Linked DNA regions of Mus musculus: regions 2 and 3 are each linked to region 1. A link is a loop called in an ENCODE intact Hi-C map of the cell type or tissue named here. Cell type or tissue: left cerebral cortex. All regions are shown on one strand.

Region 1 (8,000 bases):
GAAACCATCTGAGATGGTCAGTTCCCCAATGTCCCAAATGCTAAGGTCTGTGGCCCTGCCTGGTTCTGCTGTCACAGTACAAATTGATTCTGTGTCCCATGCCTCCAGCTGAAAGGCTTGTGGAGGGCTGCTGGACACAGCTGCCGCTGAGAAATGACCTATCTCTGACTCTTGAGAATTCCCTGCTGCCCTCCCCATTGCTCTGAGACCTTAAACTAGCCCTGTGGGTCCTCACTGGAACTTCAGAAAAAGGCTGAACTGTGGAACTCAGCTCAGAGCAAGGCAGCAGTTTGCAAGATGATACTGACAGTGATAAGTTGGGGCCAGAAGTGGCTGTGCCCAGTGAGTGCCCTCTGCTACTTCTTCAGATGGTAACCTGACTCTGTGGTCTGTCAGTCTGAAGTGATATATATACAGCTGTCCTTCCTTAAGGGCCTTGGGGAGGGACCTCAGAGATGCCAAGGCTGGATTGTCCTCATAGGCCGTAAGTTGAGAGGCCCCTGCCCTCTACTCTACAGAGGCCTCACCTTGCTCCCCATGTCCACTGCACTAAGCCACCAACTGCAGGCTGCTTAGTGGTCAGGAACCTATAGGCAACCGGGCCCAGCATCAAAATCAAAAGCTGCAGGGTCCCCCTACCAGAAATCCCCAAAAGGCCGGGTTGGTTTTGTTTTGTTTATTTAATGTGCTATATATTTTTCTTTTCTTTTCTTTTCTTTTCTTTTCTTTTCTTTTCTTTTCTTTTCTTTTCTTTTCTTTTCTTTCCTTTCCTTTCCTTTTCTTTCCTTTCCTTTCCTTCTCTTTCTTTTTTTGTTTAAAGGATTTCAGGCAGTAAACTGGGCCTTCTGAGGCCAGTGTTCATGCACACATTGCTCCAGTGTGTGACACATCTTATAGCAGTTACAGCAGCTTGTGCCAACAAAGGAGAGCCAGCCCTGAACGCTTTCTGCTTGGCAGGAGGATGCTCACTGCCCCACAGTGGCAGGCTAACGCTCTTTTTCTGGGCATTACACACAAGAGAGTGGCATTCACCTCACTTGATAGCCAATAGGCCCAGAGTGGACATGATTAGAATCTCAAACATTTTCCTCTTTCTTTCTTTCTTTCTTTCTTTCTTTCTTTCTTTCTTTCTTTCTTTCTTTCTTTCTTTCCTTCCTTCCTTCCTTCCTTCTTTCTTTCTTTCTTTCTTTCATTCCTCCCCCCCCCCCTTGTTTGTTTGTTTGGTTTTTTTGTTTTTTTTTTTGTTTTTTGTTTTTTTTTTTTGGTTTTTCGAGACAGGGTTTCTCTGTGTAGTCCTGGCTGTCCTGGAACTCACTCTGTAGACCAGGCTGGCCTCAAACTCAGAAATCCACCTGCCTCTGCCTCCCATGTGATGAGATTAAAGGCATGCGCCACCATTGCCCGGCTTTCCTATTTCTTTTTTAAAAAAATACTTTTTACATGTGTGTGTGTGTGTGTGTGTGTATTATGCAGGCATGGATGTGTGCACGTGTATATCCCATAGCACGTATGTGGAGGTTTGAGAACAGCCTGTAGGAATCGGTCTCCTACCACGTGGGTTGTGGGACTAACTCAGGTGGTTAGTATTGGTGGCAAGCCCCTTCACCCTTCTGAGCCATTCAGCAACCCTGTTTTTCTATTTCTAATCATTCTGGGGCTGAGGAACCTCCTGGGGTCCCCTTTGACTCTCACGACCTGGGACCTGGAGAATTACCTCATCTAAGTACAAAGGTGCCTCACGGATCTTGGCCCCCTTCACAAGCTCAGCCGAAGGCACTGTTTGTCTTGAACTATCATTAACCCTCCAATCTTCAGCTATAATCTTGAGAATGATATCTGGACCAAGAGAGTCCATAGGCCTGCAGAAACGGTGGCCCTGTCTGGACTCACCCACAGGAACCCCCTGAACATGTCCTAAAATCGCTAGGGCAGAAAGGGTGCTTCCTGTCCCGGATGCTTCCAGCTGCTTCTCGGGGAGTTCTTTCCGTGCCCTCCTGTAGAACCCCCCAGATCTAGGCTAAAATGTAATGGCCCCACCCCACTTTCGGTATCTGATATACACAGAGGTGCCCCAGGCTTCCTTCTCCGTGCTACCTTCTCTGGCAGCTGCTCCTCTGGGAGCCTTGAGTAACCTGGCCAGCTTCATTCAGGGCCTCAGGAAGGTGGCTACAGGACACATCTTTCCCGCATCGGTCCATCAATCTCCCATAAACAGGCCCTCCTCATCTTGATTCTGTCTTTCTCTCACTCAGTTCTTCTATTTCTAATCACTGTGGGGCTGAGGAAGCTTCTTGGGTCCCTGTTGACTCTCACACTACCCGGTGAATTGCACCTCTTGATAATCTTTGCTGATACCATCATGCAACATTCCAGAATTTGTAAGGCTAGCCCCGCCTAAGCATAGAGTGTGTTCCGAGAACAGCACTCACACTGAAAGCATCTTTTGAGACTTCAGATGTCATGCGTACACCGCGCCCCGCCCAACCCCACCTGTGTCCAACTCTGTCTGGTGGAACCCTGGGTCTCCCATGTATCCAGGGTTCAGGGAGCATGTATGCGCTCATAGCTGGCCACTCACATTTTAAAGGTAGAGCTCCACAGTGCCTCCCAATTGGATTGAGCCACATGGCTCAGGCTCAGATGTCATTACTTTTCGGTGGATGGCAACCCCTCTGGGAGGCAGAAAGTCAAAGCAGGATCTCAGAATACTAAATGGACCCGCATGATAAGGAAAAAAAAATCTGCTCTGCTAGTACAGCAACAGATCCGTTTGTTCTCAAGTCCTCCTTTGAGCTGTTAATCAAGCCCAATCTTTCGGAATAATAGCCTGCTTATTACCACCCTGTTTGCATGACAAAGCATCCCAATAAAACTTATTTTGCCGGGGCCCAGAGGGGGTGTGAAGGATCAACCATGAGAAAGGAGTCTTAGGAATTCCTCGAGGCACTCCGGGGCCAGAGCCTAGGAATAAAGACAATGTAATTTGCCACCAAGAAAAGCCCAATAGACCAATAAATTACCCGCGTGCAAAGGGATTAGATCAGGTTTCAGAGGCCTAGGGGAGGGGCAGGGTACTACGGGAGGGAGACAGCCTTGCCTTCTCTTAAAGAGGTAAGTATCCCTTGGAACATAAGCTCCAGGGTCAAGACGTTTCCAACTCTGCCTGCACAGCGACTGTCTGAACTGATTTACTTGCTCGGAGATCTGGCTCCTGATGTGCGCTGGGAACTGTGATGGACGCCGTTCTCGGAACACACTCTGTGCTTAGGTGGGGCTGGCCTTAACGAATTCTGGAATGTTTCATCTAAGTCTGGATGGAGGCATGGCCTTATCAGTGAAGACTCTCAAGAGGCAGCTATTGCCCAACTTCAAATCACTGCCCTTTGCCGGTGCAACAGGAATCGTCCCGTCCCCCTCCCAGCCCCCACGCCCGCTAATCGGCTGGCATCCTGATAGATTCTGCCACCAGGGGGCACTAGATGAAAAAGGAAAGGTGTCCCTGGAGTCGCCACTGCTGGCGTTCCCACCACCCTTCTGCTCTCCTCCGGCCTCTAGCTTCTTTGCATGTGAGTGGCTCTGAGGTACTGTAAGCTCAGCAAGCTCTTTCTGTTCCCTTTGTCACTTGGCACTCTGAAGTGTAAGCGGTGTCCTGCTGTGTGCCTCGGCCTTTTGGAACCTTACGGTTCCCAAGCTTAGCTCCCTCGGTGGAACCGCCCTTGGGAGGGGGAGGGGAGTTCACCTTCCTGGCAAGCCTAGGAATGAAGCACCTGCAAGATGACCTCAGCCAGTGACGAGCTCCGAAAGAAAGCCCCAGCGGCAGGCAGCCCCAGCACCGGTGCTCTATCTTAGTGAACAGTAGGACTTAAGAGGCAATAGCTTCAGTTAGGACACAGGCGGGTGGAAGGAATCTTCTATAAGTCTGCCTGCCTCGGGGAGGGGCCAACCCTGAAGTCTGAAGTCTCCGTGTCCCTTTCCTCACTGTCCACCTAGTGCGGGAAGCAGACCTTAGATAGGATTCTGGAAACGGGTCGCATCAGCATCCTGAAGGAGGTAGGGGAAGGGCACTAAGTAGGGGTCTCCTGCTTATTCTAGTCCCACAGTAATGAATCTTGGTGGGCGTGGGGATGGAGTGGGGGTGTTACGGGACAAGGACAGATGCCCGAGGCTCCCTGTTGGCGCCGCTCCTGCAAGAATTTCACTCAATCATCCTGGCGTAAACACCCAGGTGTTTGGCCCCAGATCCTGAGAGGGACACACCCAGCAGACTGGATTTTTTCCCAGGTGCTGCGTAGCCTGCCTCACTTAATCTATCACTGCAGATCCTAGAAGGGATCACCGCTCCTGGGTGACATTCCAGGGCCAGGCAGCCTAAGGGCCCCAGAACCGCCACTTTATGGCAATGTGTTTCCCACCCGTTAGCTCTACTGGGAATTGTACGTGCTTCCTTCCGAGTCTGGTCAGGGGGACAAGGCTGAGAGCAAAAGGGAGCTTTGGGGAAAACCTCAGGTGACCCAGGAAGAGAAGGCAAAATTGTTGGGGGGCCGGGCCCTGGAGGGTGAACTCACTGCCTACCCAGCGTGGACAGAAGTGGCTAAGTGCCACTCCTAGAGCCGGGGGCAGGACAGTACTGCCTCCTCCGTCACACCCTGCCAAGGCTGCCCTGCCTCAGCCTCCACACATGCCAAGTTGTTGCAAGCACCCTTGATGACTGACTGCCAAGGAGAAGGGCACACCTCAGCTTTCCAAACAGGCCACCCTCCCCAGCTCCCACAGGAGCCGTGGAGAAACAGCGCTTGAGCAAGAAGGGTGGGCGTGGAAAGCCCTGACTCCGCCCTATAGTGGGAGGGCATAGGCTGCCTATCAACCGAAGGCTGAGAGCACGCCTGGGTAACGGGCCCATAGGGGGTCAAGCAAAGGGACAAGGTCCTCACCCCAGGAACATCCTGCTTTGGGGGAGAAATAAAACAGCCCTGGGCACGAGTGGTAAGGGAGGTAAGAAAGGTTTTCCCAGGACAATGAAGCTGCAGGTGAGAGCTGTGGTGGTTCTGGTTGAAGCATGACCCCTGTTACTAACTCCAGGCTCACACCTGAGGTGACAGCTTTATAGTCAGGACTTTGCTTCCAGCCATCTAGGCTTTTGTGCTCAGCGGCAGGTCAAAACACCTCTGAGGAGAAGAAAAGAAAAAAAGAAACAAAAACCCACCACAGAGGCACACTGTCTCCCTCCCTGCAGTCTGCAGGTACTGGAAGAGCGCATGCCAGGCTGGTATCCAGGTGGGAGGCACAACGCTGAACTCCTTTCTATGTAGAATGGCCCTGTAGTAAGTGTCTAGGTGTCCTAGCATGAGTGAAACAGGTCAGGAGTCATCACTGAACCCCTGCTGGCATGTCTCCCTGCCCCGTGACAGTGCCCCAAAGCTCCCTTTTGCTCTCAGCCTTGTCCCCCTGACCAGGTTTCCATCTTGGAAACCAAAGTTAGAGGACCAGAAAGGACAGGAAAGGCCTTTGGGGGCTGAGAAAGCACTGCAATGCACTGTGGGAACTGGGAGGCCACTCTTCATACGGTTGCCCAGGATCACAGTCCCACAGTTCTTTCTTGCCCCAGCATTCCCTTCCCCCAACCCACATCTTAAGGCTCACCAGCTCAACAGCAGAGCTTCAACAGGCTATACAGCAAATTTAACAACCGTGTTTATCCAAAATCTGCAAAGGGCAGGAGTCTGGCATCTGCCACTGGGCACTGCTGGGTAACTGGCTGTGTGTAACGCCTCCTCCAGCTCTGCCTCCTCATCAGGAATGATGGTTCCTGAGGACACTCAGTCAAATTAACTGGGCGACTGGAAGCTCTTGGTTCTCTGTGGCCATGCAATCCACTGAAGAACTCTTAAGATTATTATTCTCCTCCCCGCAGCCGTATCTGGGAAAGTGTGAAGGTACTATGTTTGGAAGGACACTGTTAAATGCTAACTAGGAGTTGGTGAGAGGACAACTTTTTGAGTGCTTTTAAAAAAATCTTTTTTGGTCTTTGGCTTTTTAAAATGTCTACTGCTTTTATAATCAGAAACAGTATTTGGGGGAGATATGGGGTGTTTAGGCCAGAGGTAGTCCTGTGGAAACAAAAGCCAGAATCAAAAGAAATTAACCCCCCCCCCAAAAAAAAAACCCTAATGGCTTTGTAGCTTCCAGGACTATGATGAACAAGCTTGGGAGTGTGGGGGAGGAGGGAAGAAAAGGGCAGAAAATAGGCTCCCATCCTTAACATATAGAATTAGAGGCTGAGAAGACAGAAACCCAAGACCCATGAGCCTTGGGAACCAAAAGTCTACATGGACTGCATGCATTGAATTTAGAATTTGGTCAAGTAGGCAGGGACAGGGGATGTGAGTGTTCAACCCAGAACTGGGTGGCACAAGACAAGGCATAGAGCATCCCATGGGGAAAGGGGGTAGAATATGAAGAGGAAGGGGCTGGGATGTGCTGGATCCTTTCGGAATGAGGTTTGGTCTAGAAATCAGAGATGCCCCTCCTGGACGCTGCAAACAAGGACCTCCAGATTCTGAGTGTGGTCCATCAGGGATGGGATTGGAGTAAGATACCAAGGCAGCCCCGGTGGTTACAACGTGGCAACAGAAAAGTGCAGAAAAAGGCAGAGGACTCCAAGCTCTAGGCCATAGGACTACATGGAGACCGTTTTGCAGGGAAGACTTCATGTTCTTGGGCAACGGGGTCCCAGATCCAGGTGGGGTGGGGATGCAACCAGGGAGCCCACATCCTGGTGTGCCTGGGACCCAGGAGACATGTGGAGAGTCCTGACTTTCAGTTTGAAAACTTGGAAAATCTTGGGCAAATTGGATGAGTGGGCCATTCAAGGAAAATAAAGCCTTCAGGGTACATCTCAGCCCAGTGGCAAAATAGTACAGCACTAGGCTGGTACTGAAGCTGGAAAACAGGCCTTGCACAGTCTGGGAAAGGCAGGACCTTTAGCGGGAACTACAGTCCCTTCCAACACATGAACAGGTCCTCAACCTTACTCTTGCCTCTTCAGACCCCCGTCTCCTCTCTCCCATCTCAGCCTTACTTGTGACACTGGGTAGCTTCCCTTACCCTTCCACTTTCTGGACAACCCCTCTTTTGGGCAGCAGGGTGACTACTAGAAATTCTTCCAACCTTCCAGAGACTCCCCTTCCCCAGAAAACCAGAGAACTTCCCCTTTTCTCTCCAGGTCACCCTCGGAGCCTAAGGGGCCATGGGGACTCTAGGAGTTATCTGTACTCTCTGCTCGCTACTCCCTGGCTGCTAGTCACCTACCTACCTCTTGTAACTGAACATCCTTTTCTCCCCTCTTCTGCACTCCCCCCACTCCCCCACCAACTCATAGGCTAAAATCTAATCCTCAAAGCGATGGTATTATGAACAGGATCCAGGACTTTTGGAAGTGTTAATATCATGGGAGTAGAGCCCTCATGGAACGGAGCCCAGAAAGCCAGTTTTCCATTCCTTTCTGCCTTGGAGGGACCTAGTAACAAGGCACAAGACACTCAGACTAGAAAGGTCCTCTCACCAGATTCTACAGTGGCTGGTTCCCCAGTCTCTGATTTTCTAGCCTCCACAGCTATAATCAACAAATTTCTGTTGTCTGTAACCCTCTAAATCTACGGTATTTTGTGATAGCAACGGAAACTCCTTTTGGAACCCAAAATCCAACTAAGAGGCCCAATAACTATATCTAAGAAGCAGGCTTACAAGTTACATTCTTCCCTTTTGTTTGTTTTTGTTTTGTGCTTGTTTTTTCCCCAAGACAGGGTTCTCTGTGCAGTCCTGGCTGTCCTGGAACCCAGTCTGTAGACCAGGCTGGCCTCGAACTCAGAAATCCCTCTGCCTCCCAAGTGCTGGGATTAAAGGCGTGCGCCCAGCTCAAGTTACACATTCTTAAATAGCAGTTCTGATAGAAACGGTCTCATCTCTATGGCCGTGCACATATATTTAGATACTTGAGTGAA
Region 2 (8,000 bases), 860 kb after region 1:
AATTGGAATGGAACAGTGAGTTGTTGTAATTCAAACAAAGCCAGTGAAATTTTCTTCTGGGCCATTTTAATTGTGAAGTTGTGATTTTTATCCCCCTGGAATGGCTGTTTGAATCATGAACGGAGAAAATGTGCAGGTTGTTGGTCATTCCTGTGGGAAAACTGGTCAGAAAAAAAAGAGTGAGCATGTTGTGGGCATGCATGATTGAAATGATGGAGATGCTGTTGTGTCTCTTCATCTACGACCTTTGAAGAATGGACCACATCTCAGTCCTAGGAGCTGACTTCAATTCTTTGAGATATTTTAGAGATTTCGAGTTCTGTTACTTAAAGCTTATCTTCTTAATACATCCCCAAGTTTATTGGCTTGACCTTTCCTGTTCAGGTTTTCTTATATCTCATCTTATTGTAATAATTTTTGGTTTATTATGAAATTAAGTAAAGGGTCTTCTTCGGTTTGTTACTTCATTTACTTTTGGGTTCAGACAGACCTGGTTGAGATTCCATTTCCGAACACCTGGATAAAAACTTGTACAAATACTGTGTACCCTGAGACTGGCTTTCTCAATGTGGTTAGTGGAAAAAATAACAGCTACTTAGTAGGATTGTCAACAAGAACTACAAAAAAAGGGGGTGGGGCTTGGAGAGATGATTCAGCAATAAAGAATGCTTCTCTTTTAAAGGATGGAGTTTGGAAGCATTTGTGTTGGGCAGTCACAGTCACCTGTCAGTATAGTTTCCCAGGGTCCAAAAGATCTGACATCATCTTCTAGTCGCCAAAGGCACCCCCTACAGAAATGGCTTTTGTACCCATATGCATATGCATTATATATATATAATTCTAAAAGATAAGAATAAGAATAGTATGCTAAGAGCACATAGTATAGCATTTGATGCAAGGAAGAGTTTCAGTACATGGTAGAAATTAATATTAATATTAGAGATTATTTTTCCAGTTTGAAGTTATCCTTCGGAATTTTGCTTCTAGAGAAATTAGCCTATTGTCCCAATTCACAAGCACTAGGTACATGAAGACTAACAAAATGCTTTTTTCTGTACGTACATTCCAGAACTTTTTGTTGGAAATATTTATTTTTTCATATAATATTTCATTATGTTTTCCCTCCCCCATCTCCTCCCAGATCCTTCCGACTTCCCTACCCACCCTAATCCACAGATTTCCTTTCTCTCTCTCATTAGAATACAAACAGGCATCTAAAATAATAATGATGAAATAAGATAAAAGAAAAATAAATAAACCAGACAGGACAAACCAAATAGGAAAAAAGACCCAACGATAAAGCACAGGGAACACATGCAGACTTTGCGGCACGTGCCTTTGTACATGTGAAACCTATAAAAGCAAAATAGAAGCCATGATATGTATGTGAAAGATCTCCAAAAAGAAAACAAACAAACAAACAAACAAAAACAAAAAGAAAAGAAAAGGAGAAAAAAAAAGAAATAAAGAAACCCTCCAAAAATACGATTGAGTTTTATGGAGTTGAACATCTTCCACTGGGCATGGGATGTACCCTTAAGAAAACCCTTAAGAGTGGCTTGAGAATGGGTGGGTAGGGAAGTGGGGGGGAGGGTATGGGGGACTTTTGGGATAGCATTGGAAATGTCATTGAGGAAAATACATAATAATAATAATAATAATAATAATAATAATAATAATAATAGTAATAATAAAAAGAGTGGCTTGATTCCCAATGAGACACCATTGGAGCAAACTTAACTTTTCCTATGTGAGCAGTGATCAATTGGACATAGCTTCTGGGAAAGGGGCTTGTGTAGGAAACTAATGAAATTTTAATTCGTAGTTTATTTCCTCTATTCAAAAACCCTTACTCTCATCAGGACTTGGAATTTTTAAGATAAACATCCCTGACTGCCCTTTGTTCTTCACCGTGTGATCACCCTTGGTTGGCTCACCGCCAAGCTGAGAGGTTATTTGCTTGTGAGAGGCAGCAGCTGCCAGGGACAACTCAGATGCTCCCTCTCCTGAGGAAGGCAGCAAGGATCTGTGAAAAGTGTTAATTGCTCCTGAACCTTGTCATCTTCTGAGTGTGGCTGAGCCAATGTAAGGAGACAGCATCAGCAAACAGCGGTGAAAATGGGTCCTGGAGAGGAGAGGGAAGATCTTCAGCCTTGGCCTACTATCTCCTCTTTGCTCTCAATCCTAGACCAATTACCCCTCTACACATCTCCACTGCTGGGTTCATTCATATATGGATTCAATTTCATTGACTTTGTTTATCTCCCATCTGTTTGACATATCTCTCAAGATGATTTACTTCCTTTGAAATGTTTATTTAAAACCATTTCCCCAGCTAGATGGAACCGTTCTTTGGTACAATCCTCTGGTGAGGTTAAAAATATGGCTTGCATGTCTGTTTATGGTAGTTTATAGATCTGCTTTGCTGAGCCCAACAGATGCCAGCATGGCCCATAAATTTATGCAAGGACCAATTACCGAGTGGGACGGACCAAGATGGCTGCTGACAGGGCCCTGGGAACCTTCCTCACCATGATCTGCTGCGTGACCTGGGACAATTTTACTTAATCTTTGTGAGCTTTGAGGGTCTCATGCCTTAATATGCTTTGGGGATTAAGAAGTCTCCCAGGTTATTCTGAGCTGCCACTACTGACTGGTTTGGTGAGTGCTGATAAAGGTAGAGCTGAGATGATACTGACAATGTTGCTGGTGAGTCCTGTTCCTTGGAAGCCTGGCAAGACTTTAGAGGATTCCTGTCCACTTAGCTCATGGATAGTAGCATCTTCCTTTTGGATTCTCCCATGATCTTTCCTGTAGCTGCTCTGCATCCTGTGTACTATATCTTTGGTGGTCCTGCATGCCAGGAGCCTTTGCAGCTGATGGTGCCCCTGTGAGATTCTGAAACTCGGATCAGAGGCTTGCTTTTGCTTTGATTTTTCAAACACCATTAGTTCTTGAATTCTGACCTGAAACATGGTGCAACAGGGCCTTCCTAAGACACATAGGCAAGCTTCTGCCTGAGTAGGGAAAGGAAACTGACTTAGAAAGCCCATGCAAATTCCTCTGTTGCTTCCTAGGACACAGAGCAGCCCCTGATGTCTGGTCCAAGAAGAAACTGGGCTGAACTTTCTTCCTTCCATCTCCATCTATACTGCATTCCCTACATTCACTTTCAGAGAGAGAGAGAGAGAGAGAGAGAGAGAGAGAGAGAGAGAGAGAAAGGGAGAGAAACAGAGATAGACACAGGTAGAGAGAGATACAGAGAGAGAGACAGGGAGAAAGAAGGAGAGAGACAGAGACAAACAGAGACAGTGAGATAGACAGAGGGGGAGAAAGAGACAGAGAGAGGGAGAGAGACAGAGGGAGAGATAGACAGGAAGAAACAGAGACTAAGAGGGAAAGAGAGAAAGACTGAGACCAGAGAGATGAAGAGAGAGGGAGTGAGAGACAGAGAGACAGACAGAGGAAGAGAAAGAGATAGAGACAGAGAGGCAGAGAGAGAAAGATGGACAGAGAGAAAGAGACAGACACAGAGAGAGGGAGAGACAGAAGGAGAGAGAGAAAGAGACATAGAGACAAAGACATAGAGAGGGAGAGAGGGGGAGAGAGAGACAGAGAGGCAAACAAAGACAGAGAGACAGACAGAGGGAAGGAAAGAGACAGAGAGGGACAGAGACAAGCAGACAGACAGAAATAGACATAGGGACAGAGAGGGTGAGAGACAGAGACAGACAACAAGAGGGAGAGGGACAGGGAGAGAGAGAGAGGGAGGGGGAAGGGGAGGGGGAGGGAGAGGGAGGAGGTTCAGAGCTGACTGAGCGTACACTGAGTATCGCTCTCAGAGGAAAGAGGCTAGAACATTGGAACTACTCTTTTTCTGGAGGCGTGTGAAGTAATAGTACCAGTGAATAATCTCTGATTTTCACATTTTAAAGAGTAAACATACTGTGTTTAATCATTTTTAGAATCCAGCCAAAACAATATTCAGAAGACTTGATTTCAGCAGACCCACTAGGAAGCAGATACCGCAGCTCCACCCACAGGTTTCTATTTTTCTCTACTGAAGACGGAGCTCCCCGTTTGCTTTCGGATGGCAGTGAACAGTTTTGTGTGTCCGGCCACATCTTGCTAACCGCAGCCTTCTTTCCTAAGCTCATTATTTGCTAATGATTTTCTTGGCCACAAAACTCATAAAAATCCCCTGAGCTACCTTTTTTTTTTCTTTTTCTTTTTTCCTTTTTGAAATACTCGTGGGATGGTTGCTCCATTTGTTCAGCATCTGTGCTGGACAACATCTGGGGTGTGAGGAAATTCCACGGCTTGCAGTATGACGCGGAAAAAACAAAATTACTTTTTCATGCACTTCAGAGGAGACTGGAGAGCATCCTTCTGACCAAACAGGCCCTTTGTTCTCCTCCCACAAGTGGTTCTCATTAAAAATGTCATCTCCCTAATAAATTGCCTTACTGCCCTTGCAGCTGGGCCTATTGTTTTCGTGGCTTTGTGCTCACAAGGACTCTCCCAGGGAACAGAAAGCAAGAGAAAACATGGGATGCTTTCCCTACCCTGTCTGCTCAGGATGTCTTCTTTTACCCTTTGTAGGTGGATGGCAACTTGTCTATCACTGGGGCTTTAGAATTCCCCTAATATTCACTATTTGGCCAATTGTCCCCGATCATGTGCTGTCACAGCTTAAAGAGTGCATGGTGGCCATTCCTGTCTGTGGATGCAAAGTGAAAAGTGAGAGTTTGGGGACTATATCCTCGTGGTTTGTATTTTTGCATGGAAATATCCAGTGTCCCGCATTTATTCCCTGACACAAGAAAATATGACACTGTTTTAGGGAAGGTAAGAAATGAAGATACTATATATGAAAACAGGAATTGGGGGAGTGGGTTTGCCTGTATGTCTCTGTGTGTAGGCGGAGGGCTGTCTAAGGATTCTCTTTAGGAGCCACACAACGGTTAAACATCTCCCCAGAACATTCAACTCCAATTATAGCTGAGACCCAAGAATTGCAAAAAATTTAATAGTTTGGGGTTCATATATTTGATCAGAATTAATCTTAACAATCAAGGGGGCTTGTAGTGTGTGTGTGTGTGTGTGTGTGTGTGTGTGTGCTTATCAATTTATTTTCCCACCTTACTAACTACCTCCTATTTTCTCAACTCCCCACAAACCTCTATCCACTAGCTCAGCTGGGGCTTTGCTCATCCAAACTCTTTTTCCCAGTTACTCAGTGTACCTTCCACATGTGACAGGAAATTAAAATTAAAGACCTCCTGACTTGGAGGGAGAGAGAGAGAGAGAGAGAGAGAGGGAGGGAGAGAGAGGGAGAATGAGTTGTTTTGCAGTGAGGTTTCTTTTATGATCTACAGGCTTCTTATGACTTATTTAGAACTTGGGGGGAGGGGGAGATACAATAGTCTAGTGGATAGGATTGGCACTTTGTCTCAAGCTGGATGGCTGGGCTAATTTAAGATGTAAGTTTCCACAATTTTCTTTATACCAAACATTAACATACACTGAAATTAATACCTCTCCCCCTCCAGGACCCTTTTGCAGAAAAGCAGAAGTCATTGAGGCCAAGGCTGACAAACAACTTGGCTAGTCGATTGTGTCTTATGCCAGGGCATCTGTTTGAAGATATCCTTTTCAGTCATCCCTCCTGCCTGGTCGGCCATCTCAGAGGCTCTGTGCAAACTTCTAGAGGGAGGAGGGTACCTGGGTCACCCCATCAGCCATCTACCAAAAGCCCTACAAATTCACAGACAAATCTCTAGCCAGACCCATCAAAACCTGTCTCCAGGCTGAAGCTCTGAGAATATGTGTGTGTGGAACATTTTCTTTTTAAATGCTTACACATGTTGCAGTCATTGAAAGCCCAAGTCACAAGGACAACAGAGGTACAGCATCTTTTCCTCACTTACACAACCAAGGGAGGCATTACATCAGACTTGCTGATTAAGACAGACCATAATGCATGAATCAGAGTTACTGCATGGATCAGAGTTTCCAAGGGAGACAGGTGGGGAAAGGCTTTTGTATCAAATCATAGACAAAAAAAAAAAAAAAAAAAAAAAAAAAAAAAAAAAAAAGAAAGAAAGAAAGAAAAGAAAAGAAAAGCAGAGAAGCAGACACATTGCTATATTTGTTTCTTCACATGCTTTTGTTTAGTCATCAACAAACCCTTAGCCTCTCCTATTAAGCAGATAGCATTTTAGGCTCTGTAGATACAGTCAGTGATGTGAATGGCAAAGGGTCTGTCCAAAGCAAAAAGTCAGTCATGGTAAGTGAGGCAAGCAATCGTGACAGGGAGGAATGGAAGGCCTAGCAATGATGGTCTGCAATGATCCTTGTAAGGAAGACATCTCTCATGAGCTACAGATTTGGCTAAAAGCAATGGGATATATTCTGGGTTCTCTAAGTACTTTGCCATTGATGCAATGTAACAGGGAAAGAACATCAAAACCCATGAACCTCCAGGAGCTGTATGACTAGGAAGATAGGACTTCACTATGAAGAACATCTGTGTATCCTTGGCTGTATGCACATGAGTAATATAGGCCAGGGCAGCCAGTATGCATTGTATGCTGGGGTGGAGGAGAGTGGAGAGGAAGCAAGTTATTTAGGTTTAGAAAATCTCACCCGGGCCTCAATGTGAGCAGGTTTCGGCATAAGGAAACTGGGATGACATGGTTTCCCTTACAAGTTGATGTTCTTGGCAACATCAAAACCAGAACACCATGAGTAGCATGCATGAGCTTCATTTATGTGTGAAGACTGAGGGAGCTTAGGTGGCTTCAGGGGGTCATTAGAGAATGTAAAGGCCCTAGCATGTCCTCTCTGCATTCGGAGTTACTGTGATACAAACACCTATGACCCCAGACTTCTCTTGCCGCTGATTCAGTCACTCTTCCACACCCCCTTTCTGTGATGGACTGAAACCATGAGCCAAGATATAATAAATCTACCTTCCCATAAGTTGTTTCTATCAGGTTTTGGGGTCCTAGCTGCACACACATGACCAATACAGTCCCTCATACACCTCGACTTTAGAGAGAATATTAACCACACTATGCCATAAACCTTGTCTCTTTACTGCTAAAAAAATGTTGATATCTGCATAGTGGGTTCCAAATCAATACTAATCCCTCTCTCTTGAATTACACACATGTACATGTACACAGAACAAATCTCAAACTCTCTAGTATCATGCAAACCTCTCTATCCTATTCTCCATGTTTATATGAAAATTTCAGTTTTCAATCAGCTGGAGACAGAGCTGAGCCCCTGCTACGTGCTTGTTGATTTACATTTGGAAATGGCATGTATTCTAACATCAGAGAATCTTGGGTTGGATACGAGGTACTGGACTTAGTAAACTTAGGTGAGCAGTTTAGTCTTTTGGTGTCTGTGCCGGTCCTTGAATGACTTCTGACCCACTAACCCTGGAGAGGACACAACTGTAGAAGAGTAGGACTGACCGTCCTGCCTCTAGTTCCTTGAATTCTTTTAAGGTTGCTGAAGAGCAACTGTTAAGGCATATGGCATCATTATACAAGTAGGGAATCAGTCCAGAATGGTTACATCATTTCCACACAGCTGTTCTTGCAACGTAGAATTGGGCCTCAATTAACCCCAGTGCTGTGGCTCGTCCATCCAATTAATCACAACGTTAGACTGACTAAGTAAGATTGCGTCTGTAAAGCTATTCCCTGACAGATATCAGCCCCTTCACAAATGCATGTGGTCATGACAATGAAACTTTCTTTATAAAGGGAGATGGTGGATGAGACTTAATCTCTAGGCAGTTTTGCTAACTTCTGGATAGATTGCAGTGAAATGTTAAAAATAATTGTTAAAAATAAAAGTAATGACTTTTCCATCAGTTATCAATAATGGCTCTCTGTAACAATGGATCATAGAACTTCTGAAAATAATCTGCCACTATTATGAGCCCATGCAAGCCCACTTGCTGAATCCCAGTTCCAGCCAGC
Region 3 (8,000 bases), 360 kb after region 1:
GGAAAAACAAATTCAGTTTGTGTTACCACATACTCACTGGGGTATTGTCAAACTCTCAGTGGGCAGCCCCTTAAAGAAAACTGCATCCTTTCCTACCTGAACCTCCACCAAAGCCATCAGTCACGGAGAACGTCTTTCTTACCTCAGGTTTGAAAAAGCTTTTTATTGATTCTTTGTGAGTTTCACATCATGTACCCCAGTCCCACTCGTCTCCCCATCCCTTTGGATCCATCCTCTGTTCTTGCAACCTCCTCTCCCAAAGAAAATAAAATAAAAAACCCAAACAAAACATAGAAAACATCTCATCATGGAAACTGTAGTGTGTCACAGTGTGTGCCACAATAGACCCTTTTTTTGTCCACGAATCTTTACTTGCATATAAATTCATTGTCACGAGTCACTGGCCTGGTTAGATGCCTCTGGCTTCTGTGACACCATCAATATTGAATCCTCACTGGGACGCCTCCCTGTTGGCAGCTGTTGTTTTGAGTCGTGGAGATCCTGTAGCTTTGGAGCAGAAGGACAGGCCGCATGCTCCAACTGTTCACAGATGAGGTAGATTTTGGGGTGGGACAACTCAGATCCCTGGATCTGGGCCTGGGTGGTAACTGATGGTCAGCCAAGCAGCTCCCCTGTATCTGCACCACCAGGGCAAGCTCTCCAGCACTGCCCTGAGAAGCTCACTCAGTGTGACAGTGAGCCGGGAACAAGATCAGCTCTCCTGGTCCCATGCCCTTGAGACCAGCTCACGGGCACTCATGCCAGCAGAATCCAGCCAGCTCCACTGTACTGCCTAGTGAAGGTGCAAGGTCCACTCTCCCAAGTGCTGCGGCTTTTGAGGATCTGGGTCAGTCCTGCTCTCACACCCTCAGAGCTGGCTTACCTGTGCCTTTGTCACCAGTGCCAGTTCCACTGTGTTGCTCAGGTGAGGTACAGGGCCTATTTTCCGTAGTGCTACAGCTGGTAAAGGGCAGGGGCATTCTGATGGCTGTGGGGCCAGCTCTCCTGATTACTTCAGGTCACAAGGGGAGCAGGAGGGTGTAACTCCTGTGACCACATCACCTCAGGGAAGATGAGTGGCAGGGCCAGATCTCCCATGCCCTGGCCACCAGGGGCAGCTCGCCTGTCCTACCCAGGCAAGGTACAGGGCCCATTCTCCTGAGTACTGCATGCAGCTGTTGAGAGCCAGGGCCCATTCTTCACTCTTATGACCCTGGGGCCAGCTCTCCTGACTGTCACAGGTGTCATGGGGTAAGGAGTGCTTTTCACAACTTTTAAGAGTTCTCCTCAATGGCTTTCTGTCTAGGCTGTTACTTTTTTGGGGGGAGTAAGAAGGTATGGGGAGATAGGGGTTGTCAAATAAGCCTATTTCCCTCTTTCTCAGCTGTGAGTCTGTGGTCATCAATACCACAGCAAAAGTAGCTTCCTTGTCCTTTACAGTCAGAAGGGGCACAGAGCATGGACTTCCACATGGTTGGTCTCTGGTATCAGCATGTGTCACAGACTTCAGCATGGTCTCTGGTGGCAGTACAGACTGCCACGGACATCATCATGACCCTCTGCCACAGGATGTGTGATGATCACCATCCTAGCTCTTGGTGGCAACATAGGCTACAGACATCAACATGACTCCTGGCTGCAGGAGGACCACAGACCCAGACATAGCCCTTGCTAGCAGCGTGGACCCTGAACATCAACATGACTTCAGGCAGCAGCAGACTATACACATGGCCTTTGTGGTACTTCACTCCACAGACGTCAACATGGCTCCTGGCTGCTGTAGGACCTGGGACATCCAAATGAACCTTGGGCTTCAACACTATGTGGGCAGTGGACCACAGATCACAAAGTGACTTCCAGGGGCAGAATGGATCATAGAGGTCTTTTGAGGAAGTCAAATCCAGAAAATGAACCATTTTTCATCTTGGCTATCTGGTCATTGCTCAGAACCAGGGCGATTGTACAGTGGGGGCACCATATTTGAGGTCTGAGTCTATGCAAGCTCCAGGCTGCACATCACTCTGTCTGCCCTACTCAGCGACATGCTCTCCTGTCCACTGCAGCCATCTCTCACACCTGTCATTGCTGTCATGTCTCTACCTCCATCTCTCTCCACTGAGTAGACACCACTCATTTCCTCTAGCTCTTTCATCTTTCCATCACATACTCATTTGTTGAAATGCCATCAGAAACTGCAGTCTCTCTCTCTCTCTCTCTCTATATATATATATATATATATGTATATATATATATATATATATATACCCTCAAGCAGATTTACATGCAAATATTCATTGCAATAAACTGCTGGGCTGGTTCAAGGTTTCTGGTTTCTGAAGCACCATAAATACATAACCATTACTGAACCTAGGCTCACATACCCTGCTGTTGCATAGAGTCAGGCTGATGCTGTTGCTAGGCAGGGCATCTGGGGATAAGCAAATTTTAAATAAATGACTACAAATTTGAGAGATAGGAAGTACTTTGTGAATATTGTCTTTAAAAGAGATCATGTGACTCTTCCTGGGTTTACCTGGTTTTCATCTCCACTGGGCCATTCTACTGGGACATGGTCTCTTCAGAGGACCAAGCATTAAATAACAATAAAGGTGCTGAGCCTTAGAGATTGCTTGTTAGATGGGATGCGTCTGGATGCAGCTGAGTGTGTTATACACAGAAGTCAGGAAACATAAAAGATCAAATACAAATCAGGATGTCTAATGAACAAAAACCTGTCTTCAGACATACAGCGAGGAGCAGGTCAAAGGGGAATGGGGTTAACATACCCAGGACAAGGCAAGAGGAGGAAGAGCTGCATGCTTGGAAATGTGTAATTCGGTATGAGAGTAGTGTCTAATTCTGTATAAGGATAATGGTTTAGACACAGTTTCAAAGCAACACGGGTCCCAGCTCCTTCGACTCCTGGGCATCACACTTTGTGACTCCTTAACTTTATTCTATGGACCAGGCACAAGGCCTTTGACAGAGAGAGGCAATCCAACACACACCGGACCTGCTGAGCACATGGGCAGGGGACCGACGATGCGTGTACCTTGTCCTTCAGTTATGATAAGCCTTAAGGTATAGCAGGGAGCAGCCAGCCAGACCTGAGGGGAAACCACGTGGCTAAGCAACTTGACCCTGGAAGCTCCCCGTCTTTTTCTAGGCTAAAAGCTGAGGAGCTTTGAGTTGTGAGGAAAAGACCCACAGATCTGTAACTCCAATACCTAGGAATTCGACTGTTTTCCCCACACCTCTCTTCTCACTTCCACGTTCTAGGCTTTCACTGTTTCCCAAGCCAATAGCGTTCACCGTAGCAGTAATTTTGACTCAGGGTGGTGCTAGGGTTGGTGTAGGGCTTGACCCCAACCCTCAAGTGTGGGCTTTGACTGATGGGGGGGACTTTTCTGCCCTGGTCGCCATCACACGGCTTCCAGACAGGTCTCTTGGGTGGATGCTTCCTATGTAGCAGAGAGTGCTTCAAAGGGAGACACAATAAATTATGCCGGGGGCTCCCAACCCCAGCTGCCAAGGGCAGAGTCACAAGCCGCAGGCCTTGTTCTTTTAGAAGAATTCTGAGTCTCCCGGGTAAGGTTTCCTGTAAGTGTGGGTGTTCAGATGGCTTGTTTTGGTGATGTTTTTTGATACATGCAACTACTTCCAGAGGCTCAGAAATGACAGAGCCCTGCCAGCAAATCTTCACACTCGAGTAAATAATAGCACAAACGACTCCCGCAGCCCAGCAGTCGTTCTTTATGCTTGCATTCTCCAACGCCCTTTCCTCAGTCTCCAGTTCCAAGCTTGTTGAAGTTTCAGCAGGGAGGCGCTAGGCACAAAAATGTTCCAGAGTCGGCTTGGCTGAGGGCGACCCGCCCATGCAAGGACAGGGAATTCCAAGATAAACAGGCCGCGTTATCGCTCCAGACTTTGTTGGCACAGGGTACGGGTTTCCAGCCCCAGAACATATTTTGTGTGGATAATGGACAAGCAGTTACTGCGTAAACACATGAGGAGCTTGCAGGTGTTGTGTTCCTCGGTGTTTGCCAACCAGATGTTCTTCTGTGGGGCTTGCCTTTTGGCCCCCTCTGTGCCTGGAGCTGAAGCGAAATGTCACTCTTTTTCTCTCTGTCGGCGAAATAAAGCAATGTTCTTATGGGAGATGCCCCAAAATAAGAATAAGCTCTAGTTTTCTCCTGCAAATGATTCATGTGTTTGTGTGTGTTGTCTTTCCTTCTCTAGTCTCTCTCTCTCTCTCTCTCTCTCTTCCCTCCCTCCCCCCTCCCTCCCTCCCTCCCTCCCTTCCTCCCTCCCTCCTTCCCTCCCTCCCTTCCTCCCTCCCTCCTTCCCTCCCTCCCTCTTTCCTCCCCCCTCCCTCCCCCCCTTCCTCCCTTCATTTTTTCTCTCATGACACTTAGGGCAAGATGCTCCTATTAAATTAAGCATGTACATCTTCCCCATCTTCCCTTTTGTGAAGGAACCACTCTAGACTCCTTGGAAAGTTTCAGAGGTGACTTTAGATCTCCTGTGCTTTGGATTGGCTTAAGATGCAGCAGGTGTCCCACACAAGGTTTTAAAACAGGGTCAAAGGGTGAGCGCATGAGAGCCATGTCTGGTCAGCAAGTTTTCTCTCTTTGTGGCTAAGCCCGAGATACATCAGGGATCAGTCAGGAGAAGGCTGTGTGCCTTACAGTGCCGGGAAGGCTGAAGGAGGCAGAGTCACGAATGGACTTGCTCTTAGAAACTGAAATGTCATCAGAAACGACTGTGAAGTTCTCTCTCATGTGTCATTAACCTAGAAAGGTTCAATCTGGCTTTCATGGAAGGAGGCTTGGCCTGAGCTCTGGCTCAGAGCAGAGGCTCATGAAAACCGGTTGCAATTAAACCTCAAAAGTCCCTCAGGTAACATAAAGTGGGCCTCACTCCTCTACTCTACCTTCCACACTGAGTTAGCCTTGGGCAACTGGGCCTCAGCAGCTGGGTCTTCAGGTTCATCCTTGTCACTATGATCAGGACAAGGCAGCTGCAGCTGCCCTGGCTCTCGGCTTCTTCTTCAACTGACTACACAAGGAGGCAACCTCCAAGCCTCCAAGAGGTTAAAGGTTGATCATGGAAAATACAAAAAAAGTGGGGGTAGGGTTGGAGTGTGGAAGAGATCAAGCTGTACACTCAATTATGTAGTACTTGGAAAAGCACTTGAGGGTTAAGACCTTATTTGTTATTTTATTTGATCCTGGCTAACAACACCTTTTGTGATTATAAATTGCCATGGTTTCTAAAATACTTCCAAGAGCAAAATGTAGGAGGCAGGGAAATTAAGCTCTCTTTGCTGGTAAGTTCTGTGGGTCATATTGAGTTTATGTAACTGACCCAGTCATTTGCCAATCAGTTGCAAAGACAATCTGACTTGAAACTTTTAAGACCAATTCCAAAGCAGTTCCCAGAAACTCAAGGGGTTAATGGACTAGGAGGCACTGTTGATGTTTTATGGATAAGATTACCAAACATGGATTAATTAACTAACTGCAGTATTTTGGAGTGGAATGTGTCAAATTTTGTGAAGTCCATTATTTTGCATGCAAGACAATGGTGGACCATCACACACCGGAGGTGCACTTGAATTTCCCATCTATTGATGGTGGCACCTCTCACTGCCTAGTGATTCCCTTTGGAAGAAATTTATCTGTTCTCCTTCTCAAAGAGAGTTGTATGAACAGGCTTCAAAGGTTGACTCTAGATTGGCATGGAAGAGGATGCTCCTGGAATTAGTTCTGACACATGCAGAAGGATACCTATTATTCATCAGTGTTCATAGGGGCATGGGTATCAGTTACAGGAGATGTACCAGCTCTGGTGGGAAGATGTGGTGTGTGTCGGAGAAAGTGCAGAGGCAGCTCTCATGGGCATTCTGTTGTTTAGGGCTGGGCTCCTGCTCCCCAGAGTACCCTGTAGTATGCATTTATTCATGCTACATCCTTACATGCTATTTGTTCTCACAACTTCCCTGAAAGCTCTTGCACAACTGTTTTTGTTACAGTTATCAATTAACTGTATCAGGGGTATCACACAGCCTCAGACATTGAGCTTGCTTTCATTTTCATTTTATTTTATTTCGAGAGGCCGGTGAATATGTGCATGAAGGTATAAGACCTATGCCTGGTGTTGCTCCACCCCAGGGGGAAACACCATCCATCCACTCATAGCTCGGCTCAACCTGGACTGTTATGGTTTTTCATTTTCCAAGCAGAGTGAGACAGCTGTTTGTTGTATACAGGCTTGCAGTTGTGTGTTTTGTTTACATTTTTTTTCTAGGCCTGGTTTGATAAAGGCACTCCCATTGTTCAGTGAATGGAGTCTGGACTCCTTGGCAGAGCTGCCCAGATTGTCCTGTGGGTGCCTTGCTTTGTAGTAAGGTGTTCAGGTGTCTTCCCAAGCACATTGTTCTCACATGCACATATCAACACCTCCTGCCTGAGTCCTCCTGCACCCCTGGTCCTCTGCAGGGCATCCTTTCACGTCAGCAAGAGACACCTTTGATTTTCTTTGTCCTGCCAGCTACAACTCCTACTTGATAGACCAATAAAATTGCTAATATCCCCTTAAAAATTAAATCCCTTACCCCTGCGCACCCCTGGAAAATTTTATAGCATTTTGATGATATAAAAATTATCATGGTGGCCTCATTTAATTGAAATTACCGAAAGCACCTACATGGTGAGTTTTAAGGTCAAAGGCTGGATTCTAAATATTTTGGTGTTCTCAGAATCTAGGAAAATACTTAGTATAGATCAAATGATTAAATACTCATTGGATCCGCAACTCGGAGAGAAATGGAAGTGGGATGACTATCACACGTTGCTTTATTTTTGGAAAAATGTGAGATGGCTTATGAACAGTTCAAAATCAGTAGATATTTGTAGTCGATCCAAGGATGCTCTCCCAGATGGCTGCCTGCCTGGTTCAATACCTCACATATACTAGAGACTCAGTAAAGTTTTGTTTGAATCATAGACATGCTTGAACAAAGGCTCTCATTGTCTCTGCCAAAGGTGTGGGTGGATCTTGAACTCACTTAGCTATGGTAGGCATCTTCGCTGACATACCTTGCCCCACACATTCCTTTTCTTTGTCCCTTCTAATCTTAAGAACTAGGGATGCTCTTCCATACCTCTATATTATAAAGTTATGGTTCAGGGAAGCCTGAAATCGTTGTCAAACATGGGACCACACAACGACTTACTGGCTATTTTTAAGCTTGACCTATCTTCCTTGGGTTTCTGGCATCAAAGATCATTAAAAATAGATAGCATTTTAGAACATTTAAAACACCTGATTATACTGAACCATCACCACTGGTTTTATTTTCTCTTCCTGTGGTTCTCTGAGGTTGAGCAGAGAAACCTCAAGGTCACTTTCAATATCAAGCTGTCTTTCAGCCCAGGGCCCACGCTCCCTATTTGTAGGTTATTTGATTCTTTTACTCCCGTAGAGAGCAAGCCTCCTGCCATTTCCTTGACAAAGATGGCTTGTAAACTTGTACCTTATACTCAAGATAGAGGAGAGTAATAGAACCTCAAGTGGGGTAGACTATTCTGCAAGACAGTTGACCCACTAATGAAGCAGTTTGTGACTGAAGCCTCTTTACACTGCTATTTCACTATTAAGTGATCACGGGGGTGGGGGGGGTGGGGGGCAGGGCAGGAGCCTGTCCTCAGACCCTAATATTGTCTGCCTCTCCTAATGCGCCTGGGAGCAGAATGAACATCCTTGCTCATCCCAGCATCGATGCGCTCAAACCCTGCACCTTATTTCCTATTGCCTCGCCCTCTTTGATTTCTGGCTGCTCACATTGCCGTCAACAGTGGCTATCCTTTCTAGACAGGAAGTCTTTGAGGCAGACGTTTGTCTTTTTCTCTTCTCCGCCCCAAGGCTCACTATAACGTGCAGTACATGTCTGTTGAATAAATACAGCCTTTCTCAAAAGGATAACAGATTCCCCGAAT

The links. Peaks named below come from ENCODE experiments on the same cell type or tissue, not always from the same donor. Only the 100,000 strongest peaks of a DNase experiment are listed, where the experiment ranks them.
Region 2: it touches region 1 in a loop (2.6-fold over the local background); 2 of 42 quality-filtered maps call a loop at or near these places.
Region 3: it touches region 1 in a loop (2.9-fold over the local background); 2 of 42 quality-filtered maps call a loop at or near these places.

Annotation. Positions count from the first base shown.
Region 1 is chr7:73,395,254-73,403,253 of GRCm38, reverse strand. The region is part of intron 2 of Rgma (repulsive guidance molecule family member A); the gene reads right to left. It overlaps LOC115486533 (a long non-coding RNA gene), which reads right to left. Exons shown (of 2, transcript XR_003946803.1): 2 at 1-8,000. Among named protein-coding and RNA genes, the nearest start is that of A730056A06Rik, 23 kb to the right of the region's middle. In left cerebral cortex, CTCF peaks have their summits at 3,271, 3,472 (motif pointing right) and 4,837; DNase peaks (open chromatin) are centred at 3,485, 4,218, 4,748, 5,794 and 1 more place; H3K4me3 peaks cover 1,636 bases; H3K27ac peaks cover 1,369 bases.
Region 2 is chr7:72,538,100-72,546,099 of GRCm38, reverse strand. No RefSeq gene overlaps it. Among named protein-coding and RNA genes, the nearest start is that of Gm39035, 240 kb to the right of the region's middle. In left cerebral cortex, a CTCF peak has its summit at 4,033; DNase peaks (open chromatin) are centred at 1,981, 4,010 and 4,305; H3K4me3 peaks cover 467 bases.
Region 3 is chr7:73,032,884-73,040,883 of GRCm38, reverse strand. No RefSeq gene overlaps it. Among named protein-coding and RNA genes, the nearest start is that of Gm6567, 65 kb to the left of the region's middle. In left cerebral cortex, a CTCF peak has its summit at 3,833; DNase peaks (open chromatin) are centred at 3,858 and 6,975.